Linked DNA regions of Homo sapiens: all the other regions are linked to region 2. A link is a contact called in ENCODE Hi-C or POLR2A ChIA-PET data. All regions are on one chromosome and are shown on one strand. Each heading gives the region's core, a stretch centred on a gene start or an enhancer-like site at or near the end of the contact. The rest is flanking DNA. Distances are from core to core; before and after follow the strand shown. Region 1 holds the start of CIMIP6 (ciliary microtubule inner protein 6). Region 2 holds the start of SPTBN1-AS1 (SPTBN1 antisense RNA 1). Region 3 has its middle 14 kb from the start of EML6.

Region 1 (2,700 bases), core at 61-2,560, 230 kb before region 2:
CTCCCAGACCCTAAGCTCCTAATCACAGTGTGATGGTTAGGATAAGACCAGATAAGCAGGTGGTGTTTAATACAATGCCTAACAAATGCCTGGTCCCCTAGTGGAAGCTCAATTGCTATTAGTTCCCCCTGCTTTCTGGTTTTCAACCCACTTGCCCCATATTTATTTACTCATCCACTCCTTACTCACCAAACACACACACACACAATGACACATTCACACACACTCCAGTCTTTAACAACGAAGTCCACACTCAGGTATTTAGGTCACTAGGTGTCAAATCTACACATATATTCTTCTTCCTGATAGGATTTCAGGTCACATACATAAAATGAGTCCTAGGACCAACCTCTGCTCTCCCATCACTCTCCAAGGTGAATGTAAACACACACACGAACACTGACTCTGGATTCCAAACATATACGTATGCATAGCCTGATATAAGGCAGAATTCAACTCTGGACTTTTCTTTTTCCGTTATCCAGGGAAATGCGTGAGTTACTATGACAGATGCCAAAGACTTTTGGCTCTGGTAGTGGAAATTGGGAGGCAATGGTGAAATGAAGTAAGAAATTCCAGGGCCAGAAGGTGGATGCAAGTCAGCAACGGCTTTTCCCAGGAGCTTGCTCTTTTTGGGTAAGTGCTACACATACAAGCCCCAACCCGCTGCCTAAGCTACCCTATTCTGAACCCCGCTCAGGCTGCAACAGATGACACACAGCAGGGAGCCTCATTTGCAGGAGATGAGTGTTCCCTTGCTCTATTTTAATCCTGGCAGCCCAGCCGGGGAAGGTTTTGTCAGAAATGGTGGAAAACAGTGACAACCAAGCTTTCTGGAGTAAAGGCTAGGCAGCTCAGGAGCAACCAATCACGACTCGCACAGTATTGTTAACAATACAAGGGAAAACAAGTATCCTTCCCGCCGGCCCGCACTTTTGCAGCCAGCTTGGGCGACCCGTGGCAGCGCTTTGACGACGACCTGCCGGGCTCCGGAGGGCGGGCACGGCGGAGACGGCAGCAGCGCTGCCCCGCAGCTCCGGAAACAGCCCTTCCCCTATCCTCAAGGACCAAATCAGTCCTGATAAACACCCCTCCTGGCCCTACAATGGGAAGGGCAAGTTCAAACGCAGGGCGTCGAGCCCACACGCCTAGAGACGCGGCCAGGCACCCCCGCCCTCCTCGCCGCGCAGTCGCGCACAGTGAGCAACAGTCCAGCACCAACCCGGCTTAACTGCGCCTGCGCACTCCAGGAGTTTCCCCCCACGCCCCTTTCCGAGGACTAGCGCCCGTCGCTTAGCAACGCGCGAGTCACAGTCGCCGCGCTTTGCGCACCCTTTTCCTGGCAGGGCTGCGTCCCTGTTCTTCCCAGGAGGCTCCTCGCTGCCTGGTGCCGTAGAGGCCCATGGAGGAAAAGGAAGATAAGCATCAGTAAGTGCTGGGGTTTGGTGTCTTATTTCCCTTTCCAAAAACTATTTTCCTCCTTCAGGGGGAGGCCGGGATCCAGCATGGACAGTCCAGGCCAAGCTCAGACAGCCCCCTTGCTTCTCTAATTTCCAGTTGGCTGAGCGCTTACAACAATAATTTTTAAAACGCACCGTTTACTGAGCACATACTGTGTGTCAGGGACTTGACTTGCATTACCGGATCTAAAATTCTTGAAGTCATCCACTCCTTCTCACAATTATTAGCAGATTCTGTAGTCTTTACCTTTAAAATTATCCAGAATCTACCACTGCTCATCACTTTCAGTACTGTGCCCACCCAGTCCCAAGTACCAGCTTCTCTTGCCGGGATGCTGCAACAGCCCTCCAGTTGGTGGCTTTGCTTTTCCCTTACCCCTCTGCAGCCTCCTCGACACAGCAGTCAGAGCTATCCGTTTACAGCCCAGGTTAGATCGCCGTTCTCCATCCGACATCGTAGAGTAAAAGCCAAGGCACCTCCAATGGCCTATGGAGTCTACACAACACGCCCCTTACCGTTTCTTGCCTCCCTCTGACAGGACTCTGCTACAGCAAACAGGCCTTTCTGCTATCATCTGCAGTGATAAAGACCAGCATCAGCAGCACCTGGTTGTTAGGAATGCAAATTTTGGGGACTTCCCACCCCCGAGACACACAGAATCAGAAACTCTATGGCTGGGGCTCAATAATCTGGCTTCAACCAAGGCATCCAGGTGATTCTGATGTACCTTAAATTGAGACTATTAATCAAGGTAGTACATACAGCTAGTTAGGAATGATGTGGAGCCAGGGATACCCTCTTCCAAAGCCTGTATTTTTGTCCCTGGAACAATGGTTCTCACACTTGAACGTGCATAAGAATCAGCGAAACAGCTGGTTAAAACACGTTCCTGGGAACCAGCCCCAGAGATTCTGAGTTTGCAGTGCTTTCTAAAAACAAGTAAACAAAAAACTAGGTACATAAAGGAAATGGGCCCCATAAATTTGTATTTCTAACAAGGTCACAATTGATGCCAATGCTGCTACTCCAGTGCCCATACTTTTAGAAGCAGTGCGCTAAGGATGGTTACACTTCTGCTGGGAAGCTTTGGCAGTTACAGTTCACTCTGCTAGAATGCTTTTCCCACAAATATGCACTTAGCTCTCTCTTCCCCTCTTTTTTCATTTGCCACCTTCACAATGCAGCCTCCACCCTACCTGAAAATGCAAACCTACCTCCTACATACATACACTCCCTTTT
Region 2 (2,700 bases), core at 101-2,600:
TGTAATTTGTTGTCTGCCTGTTTAGGTAGTGAGGAAAAAGGGGGGACAGGAGGGTGGAGAGAGAGGGGGGAGATCTAGAGTCAATTTCCCAAGAATACATTTTGATCATTCTCTTTTCTATGTGGAAGATTTCATTTTTGGTTGAGATTGGTGGGAGAAGAAGCTGGGAAGGAGAGATTTAAAATTTTGGAGAACCACAAGTTTAGAGGCCTTGTTTTACAAATCAGAGTAGGAATTTGAGGGTAGTTTCGGTTCCCTCATCTCCCCTCCGGATCATAAACAACTCCAGGTCAGGGATCTCGGCGGTGTTTACCTGTGTACCTTTTTCCCACAATGCCTTGCAAATCGGTGCTCCCATAAATCTTCCTTGCGTCGAATTCCTATCATAGGCCCGTGTTATTCCAGGAAACCACCGCCTTCATATCCCCTGATGGCAGCGTAAGTCAGCCGAGATTCTTCACTGAGCCCGAACTTACACCTCCCCTGGCTGTGGCGCTGCACAGCGCCCTGAGAGTGACTTTGTCTGACTTCTTCCCGGTGGCTCGCCGGGCCGCCGCCGCGTGGTTGGCGCCAGCGCACTGGGGCAGTCGCGCGCGCCCAGGTGCGGGCCGCGTTACCTCAGCAGACGCTAGAGAGTGAATGAGCCGCGCGGGCCCGGGACCCTTGGGGCTCTTCACTCTCCAGGCCGTCCCGTGGGCGCGCTAGCCTTTTCAAGTGATAGTAATCGGAGACTTTTCCGTTACATGAGGCTCAACAAAAGATTGTAATTCCAGCAGCTCTGTTTGGGAAGGCACTACCGCGGCGAGTCCAGGGCCCGGCCGGGGGTCGGCGGCTGCCGGGCGGCTGGGGCGACCGCGGACCGTGCGGGACCGGTAGGGGGTCGCGGGCCGGCTAGGCTCCCCCGCGCCCCTCCTCGTGGTATAGCCTGCATTTCTAATACAATGCTGTTATGCTAATCAGGTGACATCACCGCCCAGCACACGGCGAGTGGCTCCTGATAAAATTACAAACCGGCGGCCGCCGCGGGCAGCTGGGAGGAGGTGTGCGCGCTGCGCCCGCGAGCTCCCGGGCTCGGCAACCGTGGCATGCTTAGGATTGGCCATATTTAAAAGTTCTGAAGTAGAACCTGCGCCTCCTCTCTGCTTCTCCCTCCTCCTCAGTAATTTATTTCGAGCTTCCAGGCAAGGGCCACGGAAGAAGGGAAAGCAAGAAATTAGATGCCTGTGTGGTAACTCCTCGCGGAGCTAAGGTGGACTCTCTTGCAGCCAACTTCCCATCAGATCACCCTGCTGGACTTGCAGACCGGAATGGGGCTCGCCTAAGGAGCCGAGCGCTGCGGAGGCTGCTGCGTGTTGGATGGGAGTGGGAGGGGGCTGGAGCGAGATTTCCAGGGCGCAGTCCTCCGGGGCGTTACGCCGGGCATAATGGAATTGCAGAGGACGTCTAGTATCTCCGGGCCGCTGTCGCCGGCGTACACGGGGCAGGTGCCTTACAACTACAACCAGCTGGAAGGCAGATTCAAGCAGCTGCAAGGTAAGCCCCCTCCCAAAGGCCGGGCCTGTCCTGGGTGCCAACGGGGGTTCTTGGAGGCTTTATTTGTGACCCTAATGAAGACGGGCGGCTTCACAGCTCGGCCCCAGACCCTGTGGTTGGCTGCGGGCACCCCATTCACGACTTAGGGAAGGCAGTTGCTCATACTCCACTCCAGAAGAGCTACCATTTGGAGTCCCTGTCTCTCCAGCACCTTTTTGGCTTTCTAGGTTGTCAGATAACTGCTGCACACACATTTTCTTTACTTTTAGCTAACTTTACCTCCTAGTAGATCAGTGCTCATAGACTTATTAGTATGCAGGTATTTGATTCCGGGTCGCCTCTGGCTCCCAGCCCCCAGCCTCTTACCTCTGGGAAGCTTTAAAGGTGTAAAGTGCCGTGCTCAGACCCAGTCCTGTAGAACAATAGCAAAGGGGAGGAGGGAGGGGTCTTTTTGTTCCTAAGCCTTTGGTAAATTACAGTTTTTTATTCAGAAGCTTAATTTTAATTTTTCTGATGTGTTGGGAAGAGCCTTCCCATCTATTTAGTGGGCTATATAATTTCTAATGAAAGCCGGTTATTGTCATTTCAACCCTATGGGTTGGATTAGTTGGATCAATTACAGGTTTCTTGGAGTCTTTTTAAGGCTCAGACAATTGAATGAGTCCAATATTTTACTGAACATATTTTTAGGGAGAGCAGAAGCCTGTGTGTGCACCAGTGTGCTGTTTTCCCTGCGGCCCCTGCACCCCTCAGCTGTCCCTGCCCAGCCAGCAGGCCCTGGCCAGCAGTGTCTCAGAGCTTATACATGAAAAAAGGTTCCTAACTGAAAACAGAACTCCTTCCGTTTGGAAGCCCCTGGAGTCAGTAGTAGGCTGGGAATGGCTCTAGCACTGTAAAAAAGTAGTATTCGAGGACTGTGTGTTTCTTATTTTAACCTCCTCAGTGCTGCAAATGTGGTTCCTGTGAGGAGGAGGAAGGAAGGAAGCCGCTCAGCCCTAGAATGTTTTTCATTGGGAAGAGGGGGGAGGATGTCTTTCATTCATTGGTTTATTTGTCTTGTGAAATAGTTGACAGTAATGACACTTCTCTGGAAAACGAGGCAGAACAGGACGTGATTTTAAACATTTGCTGGGCTGTGCCACATTCCTCTGGCAGTTAGCTCAGAGG
Region 3 (2,700 bases), core at 107-2,606, 150 kb after region 2:
CTTTAGTAAAGTGGATATTTTCAGAAATACAGAATTTTGGGTGTCAAGCTATTTGGATAATCGTTTCTCTAGTTTTCCTCACTCTAGAACCCAACTATGTGATATTGAGGCCTTTATATTACCATTCATTGATGACATAATACTGTCCCTTCTGCGTGCAATTTTGGAAATTTATTCATCTATGCTGCATAATGGTAGCAATTTAATGAACTTGTAACATATTATTTAGCTCATTAAAGTCTTTGCATTTAAACAATGTTGATGCTTTTAAGGTTGTGAAGAAATCTTAGTTTAATGCAGAATTAGTTCTAATACATTCTAGAATTTTATCAGAAAACTTTCATGGCCAGGCAAACTAAAAACACAGTAACAGTAACTCAGGCAATCACACAGACTCATGCATAATTAAATCCTCCTTTTACATTTTTTGGGAGTCTTCTTTGAGAGGATATTTTAAATATTGATGTTGTGCAACTATAATTAATAATAAATATTTGGAGTGCTATTGATGACAGTGGTGGGCCTTCCGGAGCAGCCGCTGCCACCACGCTGGCTGCAGTGGGGAGGCGCAGGCGGTGGTGGCAGGAGCCGCTGCAGGAGCAGCAGTGGCGGTGGTGGGTGTGCCCCACGTCCCCTGTGCCCCGCGTTCCTGAGGCAGCCAACTGCACCACCCTCACCTTCACACAGCGGGGCAGGACCCACTCCCAGGTTTGGGACCTCCACTGGGGCCTCAACCTTGCTCCCGCCACGTCTTGGCAGCCCCCGAGCCCCCAGCTGAAGGCACAACCAGGACTCATGGGGCCGCCTGAGAGCGTCGGGTTTGTTTGTGCAGAGTTTGCAGGGGCTGCTGCGCCGCCTGCACCTTGCCTACCGCTGCTGCAGGCAAAATGCGGAGAGGAGGCTAGCAGACCCTGGAGCCCACCCCTGGGAGACCCCTCGGAGCCTGCCGTCCTGGGAGCCCCCATGGTGGGGCCAGGCCGATTCACCCACTGGCAGGGGAGCAGTACGGTGGGGCATGGAGGGACAGGCAGAGAGGAGCCTGGAGGAGGAGCTGGGCCCGTGGCAATGCTGTGTTCCATGGAGTCGGCAGGAGCCCCGCCTTCCCAGGGACAGCTGTAGCCGCCCAAGTCGTGGCTGTGGACCCAGGCCTCCCTGTGCTCTTGGGGGCCGGGAGCAGGCAGGAGCCCTGCCCTCCCAGGTGCAGCTACAGCCGCCTAGCCGCGGCTGCGGATCCAGGCATCTCCGCACTCTTGGGGGCCAGGAAGGCCCCCCTTTACCCCCGCAGCCTTGGAGGTGTCTGCTCCTGCTGCCTGGCTTCTCCCAGCTCCTGCTGCTCACTCTGATCTCGGAGCAAGGTTGGGGCCAAGCCCAGGTGCTGTTGCAGCCCAGCTGGGTGTGCGCACACTCAGGGCAGCGCTGACACACCAGTCCCCTGCCGCCTCAGCCTCCTCTGGGCTTTGGGCACCGATAAGCCCGTGAGGGAGGCCGCGGCAGGGGCTGAGGGCAGCTTTGCACTGGCCTGCTGGTGCCCCTGGGCCGGAACCGCCTGGGCACCATAAAGGCGGCAGGATCAGACAGGCTCCTGGGAAACAGGCAGGTCCCTGGTGAAGCCCCACCTTCCATCCGGGGAAGGTCTGAAGTCTGGCGGCCGGGCTGCTGGTCCCGTGATCAGAGTGGGAACTTGTGGTGCTTTTTTCGGGCCGTCCATGGCTGCTAATGGACTGACTGGCACACACTTCCTCCCCTCTGAGGCCCATAAAAAGCCACGGACTCAGCCAGACCTGAAGAGACGATGGGACGACCTACCTAAAGAGAAGACCTACCCTTCTCTGCTGAGAGCTGAACACTCATTGGGAAAACCCTGGCTACCTAGAGGAGCTACCTACTGCGGGTCTCCTCTGAGCTGTTCTGTTGTTCAGTAAAGCTCCTCTTTGTCTTGTTCATCCTCCACTTGTCCGTGTACCTCATTCTTCCTGGACACCCAGGACAAGAAATCGGGACCCGTCAAATGGTGGGGCTAAAAGAGCTGTAACACAAACAGGGCTGAAACACGCCTTTTGCTTGCCACGTTGCGGGCAACAAGAAGGAGAGAAGAGAGAAGAAAAGAAGAGCTGCAGCCCGTCAGGGATCCCAGACCTAGGAGCTCCCCGAGCCAGGTCTGTGACACCCTCTTTAGGGCTCTGCAGTTTCTGGCGTCTCCAAGCTTCTGGGTATCACCATGTTCCCTGATGTCAGCTGTGGAAGTTGCTTATGGTACGCCTGGTCTAGCAGCAGCCTTGCGGGGAGCCAGCTCTGGAGCCAGCACCTGGAGCTGCCCACCCTGCTGCAGCTGGAGTGCCTGGCTGCGCACAGTGGCCGGACCCCAAGCTCGCCCACACCTCTTGCTGCTCCACGCCTGACTTGCCCTTGGCAGGTGTGGGATCCAGGCCAGTAGTGCGAGCCAAGGGTAACCTTCCAGGCAGAGTGGGCGGAATGAGCCCAGAGGGCCAGAGCAAAACCCAGCAAAGGTACCACTGGCCACAGAGGTTTCTGGATGGCCAAGTGACACTCCAAGGATCCCATAACGCTATGTGGTATGTATTATAATCACTTTACATACATTCTCCAGTTCATCGAATTCTCACAACATATTTATGAAATGTGTTTTATTATCCATGCCTATTTTAAAGATAAGTAAACTGAGATGTTAAGAGATAAATA

What was found. A loop is a pair of places that touch in the nucleus more often than their neighbours do. ChIA-PET counts read pairs that join two places held with the same protein, here RNA polymerase II (POLR2A). Pooled maps may share reads with other maps.
Region 1: a map of B cell shows a loop between it and region 2 (4-fold over the local background). The contact joins the promoter of CIMIP6 here to the promoter of SPTBN1-AS1 in region 2. A Hi-C loop is called at or near these places in 2 of 168 maps with a recorded cell type or tissue (B cell and chondrocyte) and 9 of 50 pooled maps. POLR2A ChIA-PET finds 5 or more read pairs at or near these places in 1 of 52 experiments (AG04450).
Region 3: POLR2A ChIA-PET joins it to region 2 with 10 read pairs in WTC11. The contact joins the enhancer-like site here to the promoter of SPTBN1-AS1 in region 2. A Hi-C loop is called at or near these places in 1 of 168 maps with a recorded cell type or tissue (naive thymus-derived CD4-positive, alpha-beta T cell) and 8 of 50 pooled maps. POLR2A ChIA-PET finds 5 or more read pairs at or near these places in 5 of 52 experiments (AG04450, CD4-positive, alpha-beta T cell, GM12878 and 2 more).

The regions. Positions count from the first base shown.
Region 1 is chr2:54,329,574-54,332,273 of GRCh38, forward strand. It overlaps CIMIP6 (ciliary microtubule inner protein 6), which reads left to right and starts at 1,311. Exons shown (of 5, transcript NM_001100396.2): 1 at 1,311-1,428. The coding sequence starts at 1,403.
Region 2 is chr2:54,557,355-54,560,054 of GRCh38, forward strand. It overlaps SPTBN1-AS1 (SPTBN1 antisense RNA 1), which reads right to left and starts at 1,351. Exons shown (of 4, transcript NR_185881.1): 1 at 314-1,351. All of the region lies in intron 2 of SPTBN1 (spectrin beta, non-erythrocytic 1), which reads left to right. RefSeq lists a silencer at 749-888.
Region 3 is chr2:54,708,040-54,710,739 of GRCh38, forward strand. No RefSeq gene overlaps it. Among named protein-coding and RNA genes, the nearest start is that of EML6, 14 kb to the right of the region's middle. Within about 2 kb of position 1,357, at least 11 of the 41 ENCODE cell types and tissues checked have a DNase peak (open chromatin) inside an H3K27ac peak, as active enhancers do.